Regions from separate parts of the Homo sapiens genome. Here region 1 is linked to region 2. The links are chromatin loops, found by intact Hi-C in ENCODE. Cell type or tissue: MCF 10A. All regions are shown on one strand. Links, peaks and the distances in the headings refer to the core of each region. The heading gives the core; the rest is flanking DNA. Region 1 has its middle 170 kb from the start of PABPC4L. Region 2 has its middle 220 kb from the start of LINC02485.

The links. A loop is a pair of places that touch in the nucleus more often than their neighbours do. Peaks named below come from ENCODE experiments on the same cell type or tissue, not always from the same donor. Only the 100,000 strongest peaks of a DNase experiment are listed, where the experiment ranks them.
Region 1: a loop joins it to region 2, with 5 times the contacts of the local background. A loop is called at or near these places in 2 of 110 quality-filtered maps.

Annotation. Positions count from the first base shown.
Region 1 is chr4:134,025,230-134,030,624 of GRCh38, reverse strand. It overlaps a transcript of PABPC4L not described here. Among named protein-coding and RNA genes, the nearest start is that of PABPC4L, 170 kb to the left of the region's middle. In MCF 10A, for the core only: no CTCF peak of the experiment used is centred there; a DNase peak (open chromatin) is centred at 2,494.
Region 2 is chr4:134,904,126-134,909,520 of GRCh38, reverse strand. No RefSeq gene overlaps it. Among named protein-coding and RNA genes, the nearest start is that of LINC02485, 220 kb to the left of the region's middle. In MCF 10A, for the core only: CTCF peaks have their summits at 2,693 and 2,892; no DNase peak of the experiment used is centred there.

The sequences.
Region 1 (5,395 bases), core at 258-5,257, 880 kb after region 2:
GAATTAAAACAGTGATGTATTGTTTAAAGAATAAATACACAGAGTAGAACAACAGGAAATACTGATCTGTGCATATGTCAAAAACATAAATATTAGACCTGGTTTTTATAGCTCATTGCAGAAGAGGTGGATTGATATGTGATTTCTTCTGTAAGACAGTGTATCTATGTAGAGAAAAATTAAAATGGGTCACAAACTGACAAAATAAAGCCAAATCAATTCAAGACGAATTAAGGAATTAAGTGCCAAAATTAAAACTTTGAAGCTTTTAGAAAAAAATAAGTATTTTTGTCAAAGCCATTCAACAAGTCTCTAGGAAGTTCCAAACTTTCCCACATTTTTCTATCTTTTTCTGAGGCCTCCTAACTGTTCCAGCCTCTGCCTGTTACCCAGTTCCAAAGTCGCTCCCACATTTTCGGGTATCTTTACAGCAGCACCCCACCCAGTACCAATTTATTGTATTAATCCTTTCTCGTGCTGCCTTAAGGCCATATCCAAGACTGGGGAATTTATAAGGAAAGGAAGTTTAATCCACTCTCAGTTTCACAGGGTTGGGGAGGCCTCAGAAAACTTAAAATCATGGCAGAAGGGGAAGCTAACACATCTTTCTTCACATGGTGGCAGCAAGGGAAAGAGTTGAGCCAAAGGGGAAAAATCTCCTTATAAAACCATCAGATCTCATGAGAACTCACTCACCAACATGAGAACAGCAGCATGGGGTCAACTGTCCCCATGATTCAATTACCTTTCACCCGGTCTCTCCCACAATATGTGGGGATTATTGGAACTACAATTCAAGATGAAATTTGAGTGGGAACACAGCCATATCACCTCCTTTTTATTTGTATTTCAAAATTAAAAAAAATACATTTCATATATATGTTATATATATAAATGTCCAGAATTAAAATATAAATCATAAGTAACAATTAAAATTCTAAATTAAGCTAAAGAAAATAATTTAATAATCTAACTAATTTAAACTAAGATGAAATAACTGAAAATAATGAATTTTATATTATTAAATATTTTTAAAAGTTTACCCTATTCTGTATATCTAGCTAAGCAAACAGCAATGTTTACTAATCAAACCTATTATTACTTCTTGCCACTTTTAAAAATTATTTTTTTCTGTTTGTATAATTTTCATATATCCTGCTAGAATATAACATTTTTTCATGGCAGGAAATATGTCCTACTTAGCTCACCCTAAATTTCACAAAACCAGGCTTAGGGGTTTCCAGTAGTTGGTGTGAACAGATAATGCCATTGTTTGATGCTCACCCCTCCCAAGCACAAAGGTCACCTTGGCCCCTCCTTTGCATCTTCCCAGACCTTCTTGGAACCATAATGTGAGAAGAAAGAATTCAGGCCTAGTACAGTAAAGGTCGTCCTCCCGGATCCTGCTGGAACATGGTAGCAGATGGCCACTTTGATTTCTCATTATCTATAGCATGCTGGTTGTTAAATATATTGAAAACAATCCCTTAAAAGAAGTGTTGCTCATACATTTGCTGTTTAATTATTATATCTGAATATACTTATAAAAATATGTTATACAAAGAACATAAGCCAACAAAGCTATTACTACATAAAAAGCCTTCCAAAGTATCCTTCTTTTAAAAATACTGTTACTTGGTAATAGAAAAAATTTCAACTTTAAAAGTCAAAATACACACTATGTTTCAACAGGCTTCACTGGTTTTGGAAAAAGTATGATATGCTTGAAATAGTGACAAAAATAATTTTTTCTTTAAACTAGAACTTGAGGATCTGACCTTATCACTGTAATTTACAAGCTGTTTTAAATGAGATAATTCACCAAATGTACATGGTCTGCACAGGAGTGCTAATGAGAGTTTGCATAAATATTATTATTATTACTTCCTTAGTGAGAAATCAGTTTGCTAATTTTTTATCTTGCTCATTCTCATGCTAACATTGTTCTGCTTTGGTGAGTTTACAGTTTATCATGGGAGGAAGCACACTTCTAAATGATTGCACAAATGTGTGCACATTCAACTGTGACAAGCAATCTGAAGAAAAGGTACATAGTGCACTAAAGGCCTATTAACAGTGAAGTTGACCTAGTCAAGAAGTCAGCTAGGATTCCCATGAAAAAGTGAAGCTTAGCAAGACATATAGGTTACTGGGAAAAGCTGACAAAAATATCAAAAAAAAAAAAAGGAAAAGAAATTCAGGAAGCCCATGGACTTTTGGAGAGAGCAGAGCACATAGAAAATGAAGAGCTGAGGAGGCTTAGCATGAGGAGAGGATGAAACGCTGGCAGTGCACAGATGTTACAGCACTTCTTAAGCTATGATAAGGTCGATCTTTTTGCCTGTATTTGGTCTCCATCAACCAAAAGTGTAAAGATTTCATTAAGAAAGAATTTAAAGTTGTTCTGAAACTATAATGTGAGTCAGAATCACCTGGTAGGCTTGTTAAACAACAAACAGTGGAGTCCTATCTCTAGAGTTTCTGATTCAGAGTTTCTGGGCTGGAGTCCAAGAATTTGCATTTCTAACAAGTTCCCAATGATGCTGATGCTGCTGGTCTGGTGACAGCACTTTGAGAAACACCCATCTACACCAACCTAACTACAGAAATTAGTGTCCCAGCTATCTAATGCTGCCTAACAAATCTCTCAAAAACTTAGTAACTTAGAACAATTTATTATGATATCTCATGTCTCCGTGGGTTGGCTTAGCTTGTGTAAATTGTTCTCACTTTAGGTGTCTCAGACAGCAGCCATCATTTGGCAAATGGACCTAGAGTTACCTGAAGATTCAACTGAAGAGGACATTCAATGTGGCTTTCTAAAGATTGTAAATTGACAATTTGTAATTGTATAAACTTATGGAGTACAATGTGATGTTGTAATTTATGATCCAATGTGAAATAATTAAATCAAACTATTAACATATCCATCATCTCAAATATTTGAGTATAGTCACCATAGAAAACAATATGCAGATTTCTCAAAAAATAAAAAATACAATTACTATATGATCCAGCAATATTATTTCTGGGTATTTACCCAAAAGATTGGAAATCAGTTTGTCGAAGAGATTTCTGCTGTCTCATATTTATTGTAGCACTATTAACAGTAGCGAAGATATGAAATTAGCCTAATGTCCAACAAAAAATGAATAGATAAAGCAAATGTAGTATATATACACAATGGAATACTGATCATCCTTAAAAACAACGTGGCTTCTTTACTTATATGTCTGACACCTGGTTTGGAATAGCTGGGTTGGCTGGAATTTCAAGACTCTCTCTCTGTCTCTCTCCCTGTGACCACTCCCAGTGACTGGTTTGGCCCATCCTGCCATCCTGCCATCCTGCCATCACAGGATTGCAATCTCAGGTTAATTAGACTTCTTACATGTCAGCTGGCTTTTCCACAAAAAAAGAGCATTCCAAAGATCCAGGCAGAAGCTGCATGGGTGCTTATAATCTACTCAGAGAAGTAATGCAGTATTGTTTCTGCAACATTCTATTTGTCAAAGGCTAATCATCAAATAAATAAGTACATAAATAATTTAAAACAAACAAAAGCACAAGTAACAGGGTATATTAGTTTTCTAGTGCGATTGTAACAAAGTACCACAAACTTAGTGGCTTAGAAAACGTAAATTTTTTTTTTCCCTCTGCAGGCTGGGAATTCTAGATCAAGGTATGAAGACAGCCAGTTCCTAGATTCAGAGCCATGAGGAAGAATCCATTCTGTGACTTTTCCCTAGCTTCTGATGTTTGTCTGGCAATCTTTGGCATTCTTTGGCTCGTAGACCTCTGTTTTCATCTTCTCAAGAAAATTTCCCTGTATGTTTGTCTAGGTCTAATTTTTCCTTTTTATAGAACACCAGTAAGATTGGACTGGAGCTCACGCTAATGACCTCACTTTAACTTCATTATCTCTATAAAGACCCTATCTCCAAATAAAGATACATTCTGAGATGTTTGGGGTTACGACGTCAATATATGAATTTTGGGGGGGGACACAATTCAACCCATAACATAGGGCTACCCCTAATTCAGAGAGGGAATACACAAGGATATGGCAGTTTTAGTTCATTTGTTGAATCAGACTTGCATATTAACTACTACATTTTTATATTTTGAAATAATTCTAGGTGACAGGGATGTATAAGCAGAAATTGCAAAAATTCCTGGCCAATATGGTGAAACCCCATCTCTACTAAAAAAAATACAAAAATTAGCTGGATGTGGTGGTGTGCACCTGTAGTCCCAGCTACTCGGGAGGCTGAGGGAGGAGAATCACTTGAACCCAGGAGGCGGATGTTGCAGCGAGCCGAGATTGTGCCACTGCACTCCAGCCTGGTGATAAAGCCAGAGTTTGTCTAAAAAAAAAAAAAATCGCAAAAATTATTTGAATATATACATTAAATATTTCAGCTATTCTTGTATTAACTTCACTCACTCACCCTTTTTTAAATAAGAGACTAGTATTTACTGATCATTTACAAGTGCCAATTATAAACTCAAACACCAGGGTGACAGACAATCAAAACAAAAGATCTGTTCTTTCTACATTAAAAGGGGAAAAATAAAAGCTTTAATCTTTTAAAATATTGCCATTGGCATTATAAGCTGTTAAACATGGAAATAAAATAGTGGAAAAATGTATTACTTTTAATTGTATACAACTGTGGTTTAAAATATCTCCCTTCCTTGGTTCTGAAATACCATGCCCTACCTTAATTTTCCTTCAAATGCTGGTAAAAAAATTATGTTAGAATGAAAAATAAATTACTAAAAATATTTTCTCTTATCATTGACAAAACTTCAGTCTTATAGTTAGCATAATGTAATAATATTTAGAAACAGATTACTACATTAAATTTGTATTCCTAATCAGTTAAAATTATTTAAAAAGAGATTTCCCACTGAAAATTCAGAAAATTTACCTATATATAAAATGTTTTAAAACATTTATTTAGTTGTGGGGTGCATGATAAAATGAGAATTTAATACTTTCCTTAAGAAAATAAATATGTGAAATATAATCCTTGTATGCATATTACTGAAAATAATTTTGCTCATGCTCTTATTTACAGTCATAGATTCAATTCAGTTCAATGTATTAGATAAACTATTCACTGGCACTTATACACAGCTCCTGGTTTAAGAGCTGGTGCTCTAGCAATGAGCAAAAATAGGTATATTCTACCCTTCTTGGAGTAAATTTTCCAATAGAAGAAGAAATATTCAAAAGCTAGTGTAGGCCTGTCATAGTGGCTCACACTTGTAACCCCAGCACAGCACTCTTTTTTTTTTTTTTTTTTTTTTTTTGAGATGAATTCTCGCTCTGTTGCCCAGGCTGGAGTGCAGTGGCCTCCCAGGTTCAAGTGATTCTCCTGTCTCAGCC
Region 2 (5,395 bases), core at 114-5,113:
TTCTCAGTTTGAAAGAGAATCAATTGGTGACTGTTATGATCTAAGAACTCCTCTTTGTTCTTTAATTTCCATGCTAATTGACAGATATAGAGAGTTGGATTAAGCATTTTTTAAAACATTACTTCAAATGCTAAAAGAAAGAATTTTAGGAGATATGATAACATTTTTTAAACTGACTGGAAAACATCAGTTACCTTTTCCTGGAGCATTTAATACTAATTTCATTTTTGTATTTAAAAATAGTTTATTAATGTATTATAAATCTATCTTTCATCCATTTTTAATGTTAATTTTTTATCATTATGTTTATATATTTTTCCTTTTAGCTTTGATGGTAATGTTTTAAATCTATAGTTCACAAATTAATGAATCATTAATATGAAACTAATAAATCTGTTAAAAAGACCTTCAGCAAGATGTATGTGCTTCACCTTAGATAAAACTAGTAACTTTAAAGTGTATATAAGTAACAGATATTTAAAGATAGTTTACTTATATGAAGCAGACATTCTCTTGCTTGTAAGATGCATGTTGTACTAAAGAGAGCAGGGCTAATGTCGATAAGTTGGGTGGTGGAGCTATCTAGACTACTATCAAATTGTATAACATTAACAAAACCACTTTATCTCTGAATAACAGTTTCCTAATGAAGGTGTATATAATCAGTTGCTTGGTGACCAGATTAATTGAAAATTTGTTAGAAAGTTTTAAAAAAATAAATTGAGAGCAAGAAGTTTTCCTCACATATCTTCTCCTTGAACAGGGAGTTATATTTTAAGTATTCCTCTCCTCCATTGAAGTGGAATGGAATTGTCCTAAGCTGTAGATTAAAAAATGCCTTAGTAGAGAAGTATTCTTTCTCTATTAAAACAGCATGAATTAGTACACATTACCATGCCAAAGGTGGCTATTGAGTCCTAAAAGAATTGACAATCTTTGCAGATATAGGCAGAAAAATTACAATTGCAATCATATCTCAGGCTGCTTTGTGTCCATCTCTACTTTTTTTTTGCTGGACAGATTGCGGATGGAGAGGAGAGACGATCAAGGCACTAACTTGTAGTCAATGCAAGTCATGCTTGTTTTTTCTGTTGTTTCATTTTAAGATTTTACCTTTTTATAATAGAGAACAAATTGGGAACCAATTGAAGCCTGGAGGATTTTGCAAAAAGTTAATGACGTTTTCTGGTTTTGCTTCTTTCTCATCAGATCTCTCACCCTCCTTAAATCATGTATGACCGGAAAAGCAGACATTTAGTGTCATTTGGGTTAAATTTAAGGTACCTGTGCCATACTAGGCACTGTCTGCTCAAGGGGAGAGATGGAGGCCAGGGATAGTTTTCAGTGTGTAAAGTGGAACTTAGTCAAGTTTCTGTGAATAATTGGAGAGGTAGGAATCATTGCTTCAGGTGAACAGATGCAGGTGCTTGCCTTGACAATTGGACTTTTGTCGTTTTTGGCATGCATCATTCTCGGCTAATAACACATTGGCACCTTCAGACTAATCCTGGGCAGTAAAATATGTCATAATGTGTTTTCTTATTTTACACAGACTGAGGATTTTACACTTGGGTAACACAACCACCTGAATGGGTGCATTTGCCAACACTGTGAACTCCAGACACATTTTGTTGAAACAAGTGGTATAAAGCCATGATCTGTGTGGAAATAAGATGGATAAATTATGGCGCAGAATCTCCCTGTAAAATTAAAAAGCACAAAAGACTCCGGTGTTCATTTTTATCTTAGACTAGTTTAAAAGTGGGTATTTTTCACGTTCCGGTTCAAATATAATAGGGACTTAATGAAAGTAAAATGATGACTTATACTTTTTTGAGTACAAAAAAATTACAAAATGTTAACCATGTTTATATTATGAAATATGTTTTATATGAATTTATAACTGTAATATTCAACTATTGAGCCATATTAGAACTATTTTCATCTGCACTCAAACAGTTATGGAAATTAGTCATGGAAGCACCTAGCAACTTTGTCAAAGGGCTAATTGGCACTCTTCTATGGAGATCTACTAGGACCCATATTGTTTCCATTCTCCTTCAGAGAAATAGCAAGTCTTTTAATTAAGAAAGATATGTGATATTCAGATTCTAGTAATTCCCCAACCTATGTGTCTGTAACATTCAGTGTAGATAAAACAAGACTGTGAAATTCTAGCTATCTAGATTAAGTCATGCATTTCTGTGCAAGTTTGAATAATTGATGATTTGAATCTAAACATGTGCAACATAAAAATGGCCTGAACACAGACACAATGTTGAAAATATAATTTCAAAGTCTCCTCATTTTTGAAATATGTAACATTATAACATACAGATATGCATGTGCATATCGTTTTATATGTAATATATGGCATTTTAATATAATTTCATATTTTAGATGTCATGTTATATATATGTATGTAAATATTTGTATGTTTATGACTAAAGGGAATACCATGAAAAATGTAAATAAATATCATCTTTGGGTATTGAGATTATTAGTTTTTTTTTCCTTTTCACAAGATGAACTATTTAAAATAATTAACTGAACTTCCAAAACACCAATAAAGACAACGCAGAACAACATGCACCAAAATATACTTGAAAGTAACAAATCCTATGGGCACAATTTTTGAAATTACAAAACCAAGGTCTCAGGATCAGCACTAAACAGGGCAGAGTTATTCTCTTAGATATGATTTGATCAGCATCTTATAGTGGTAATTTATGTTTAGTATTTATTTATGTTTTTCTGCCTTTTCTTATTCTATGTCTGTTTCTCTCTGTAATTATTAAAAATAAAGGAAGTTTAAAGTTTTTAGGACATATACGCCTTGACCCAACCATACTCTTTTCAAAAATGTTTAATAGGACAGTCTCAGTCAGGTGAGGGCAGCAAAGAGCAGAGAAAAAAGAAAGCCATTTCTCTATCCCTTGGGCAGAGTAGCTAGGGAACTGTTTGAAGCAGGACAAGCTTTGAGAGGAGTGAGGAGCAGAGACCAGGTGTAGGTGTGGCAATGACCCATGCAAGGGGCTTTAATCTCATAAGGATTTTGCACTTCATAGTTTTAGAAATAATAAGGTGGCAGCAACATGCATATTGAGTAAGCATGAAAGTTACTGCACGTGGTTTTCAAGCATCAGAAACCAAAGTCAGGAAAGCAAGATAATTTTAACAAGTCATTCAGACATTGGATGGATCTGCAAGTGCTAGTTTATTTTATCAGTGGTCCTTCAATGTCAGTCTATACTTGTAGATAGATATGTCTAGCCATAGCAAAGCCCTATACAATCCAAGAAAAGGAAAATGAGCATTAAATAGTACCCCATCATTTCAGCTTTTAATGCTGTGCCCCACTTACAGACTCACAGTTTGCCTTCGAGAGTTTCAGAAAAAATAAGAATTGTGTTCAGAAGGGAGGGGGCAACGTAACATTCCTCTATTGAAAACATTATAGTCCTTTTTTAGGGCATGCATTAAAAATGTATCAGTGACCATGACGTTAATAATGATAAGCAAAAAGAAAAAACTCTAAAAATTATTAGCAAAGGAGGCATCCTTAGAGGGACAAACATTTTATAGGCTGCAACTTAAAATTTAAGTGGACTCTCCAGAGGGTAAGGTTTGTTCTCTCTTAATGTAGCAGCATATTTTGTGAGAGAAGAGTATCCTTTAAAGAGCATAGTGGCCATTCTTCTGACTCCCCCAGAATACATATGAAAACATGTACCTAACTTACCTCAAAAAAAATCTGTTATTTTTCTGTTACTATAGTACACCATCGCTTTTGCAAATTACAAGCAGAGTACGTTATAGTTAATAATGACAGTGTATTTTATACCCCACCACCTTCAAAAAAAATCTGATACCTTTCTGTTACTATAGTTCACCATCCCTTTTGCAAACTACAAGCAGAGTAAGTTATAGTTAATAATGAAAGTGTATTTTATACCCAAGGTTACACTAGAGGAGAAAAATATGTTAATTTTTTTAAAAAAACCCACTTACATTCTGAGTTAAGTATTCCAAAAAGAATAACATGCATATTTAAGAAGTGATAAAGCATTGCAGATTATGTCTAAAATATCCATCAAACTTTAGTTTTAATCTTATTTTCATATATTATATGTTAACAGTGCAATTTTTTTTTGTAATAAATCAGCAGGCTCCACTTTTTATGTTTTCTGACAGATTTCAAGCCCCATCCCTCCTTCTTTCCCTCTTGCTCCATTCCTGGGCTAGTCAATAAGAAAGCCCAGGTGCTCCCTCATTTGGCATAGGTGGGAAGTACAAATCATGGAAATCGTGTAAGCTCCCATCTCTATCCAAAATCACCATAAAATCTCACTTACTCTCACTTTGTCTCCCAAGCCATGTTTGAACCTGCTTGGGAGCTTTCTCTGCTTTCCACAGATAGCACCATTACATGAATAAAAGTCATCTTCATATCCTCTTGGTGCTGTGTGTCATCATCTGTCTTGACATCCAAATCAAATTTGGGTTGATGGGCTTATCCTTCTTCCATGGCATGATGGTTAATTTTTATAAATCAACTTGACTGGGTTAAGGGATGCCCAGATAGCTGACAGTTTTTTTTCTGGATCTTTCTGTCAAGGTGTTTCTATAGGAGATTAGCAATTGAATCAGTAGATCAAGTAAAAAAGATCCCTCACTATTGTGGGTGGGCTTTATCCCATCCTTTGAGGGCTCAAACACAAAAAAGAAAAAAAAAAGACAGACGAATGACCAATTTACTACTCTCTCTGTTTGAGCTGAGACATCCATTTTTCTTGGCTCTCAACCATAGGTGCCCTTGGTTCTTGGGCATTTGGAATGAAACCAGGATTCACAACCCAAGCCCCTAATCCTCAGGTCTTCCAGCTACATCACTGGCTTTTCTGGTTCTTCAGTTGTGCTCATGGCACATCATGACACTTCTTGGCTTCCATAACCATGTGAGCCATTTTCCATTAAAAACCTCCTTAAATATATCTCTCTATCTACCAGCTATCATCTATCTATCTAACTATCTATCCATCTATCTATCGTCTCCTATTGGTTCTTTTTCTCTGGATATCCCTAATACACTTAGTGTGACTGCAGTATATTCTTTTCAGTGGACATGTTTGTTTCATTTAATGCTGTTTAGATTTTCCTAAGATATTTTAATAATACTTTGCAAGCATCATTATTTTAAGATATGATTTTTAAGAAGAAATTTGGAATTATTAGCTAATTGCCTTCTCTTAGCTTTTGAGATTATTTGCTCTTGCTTCTCTAGTTCTTTTATTTGTGATGTTAAAGTGTCAATTTTAGATCTTTCCTGCTTTCTCCTGTGGGCATTTAGTGCTATAAATTTCCCTCTACACACTGCTTTAAATGTGTCCCAGAG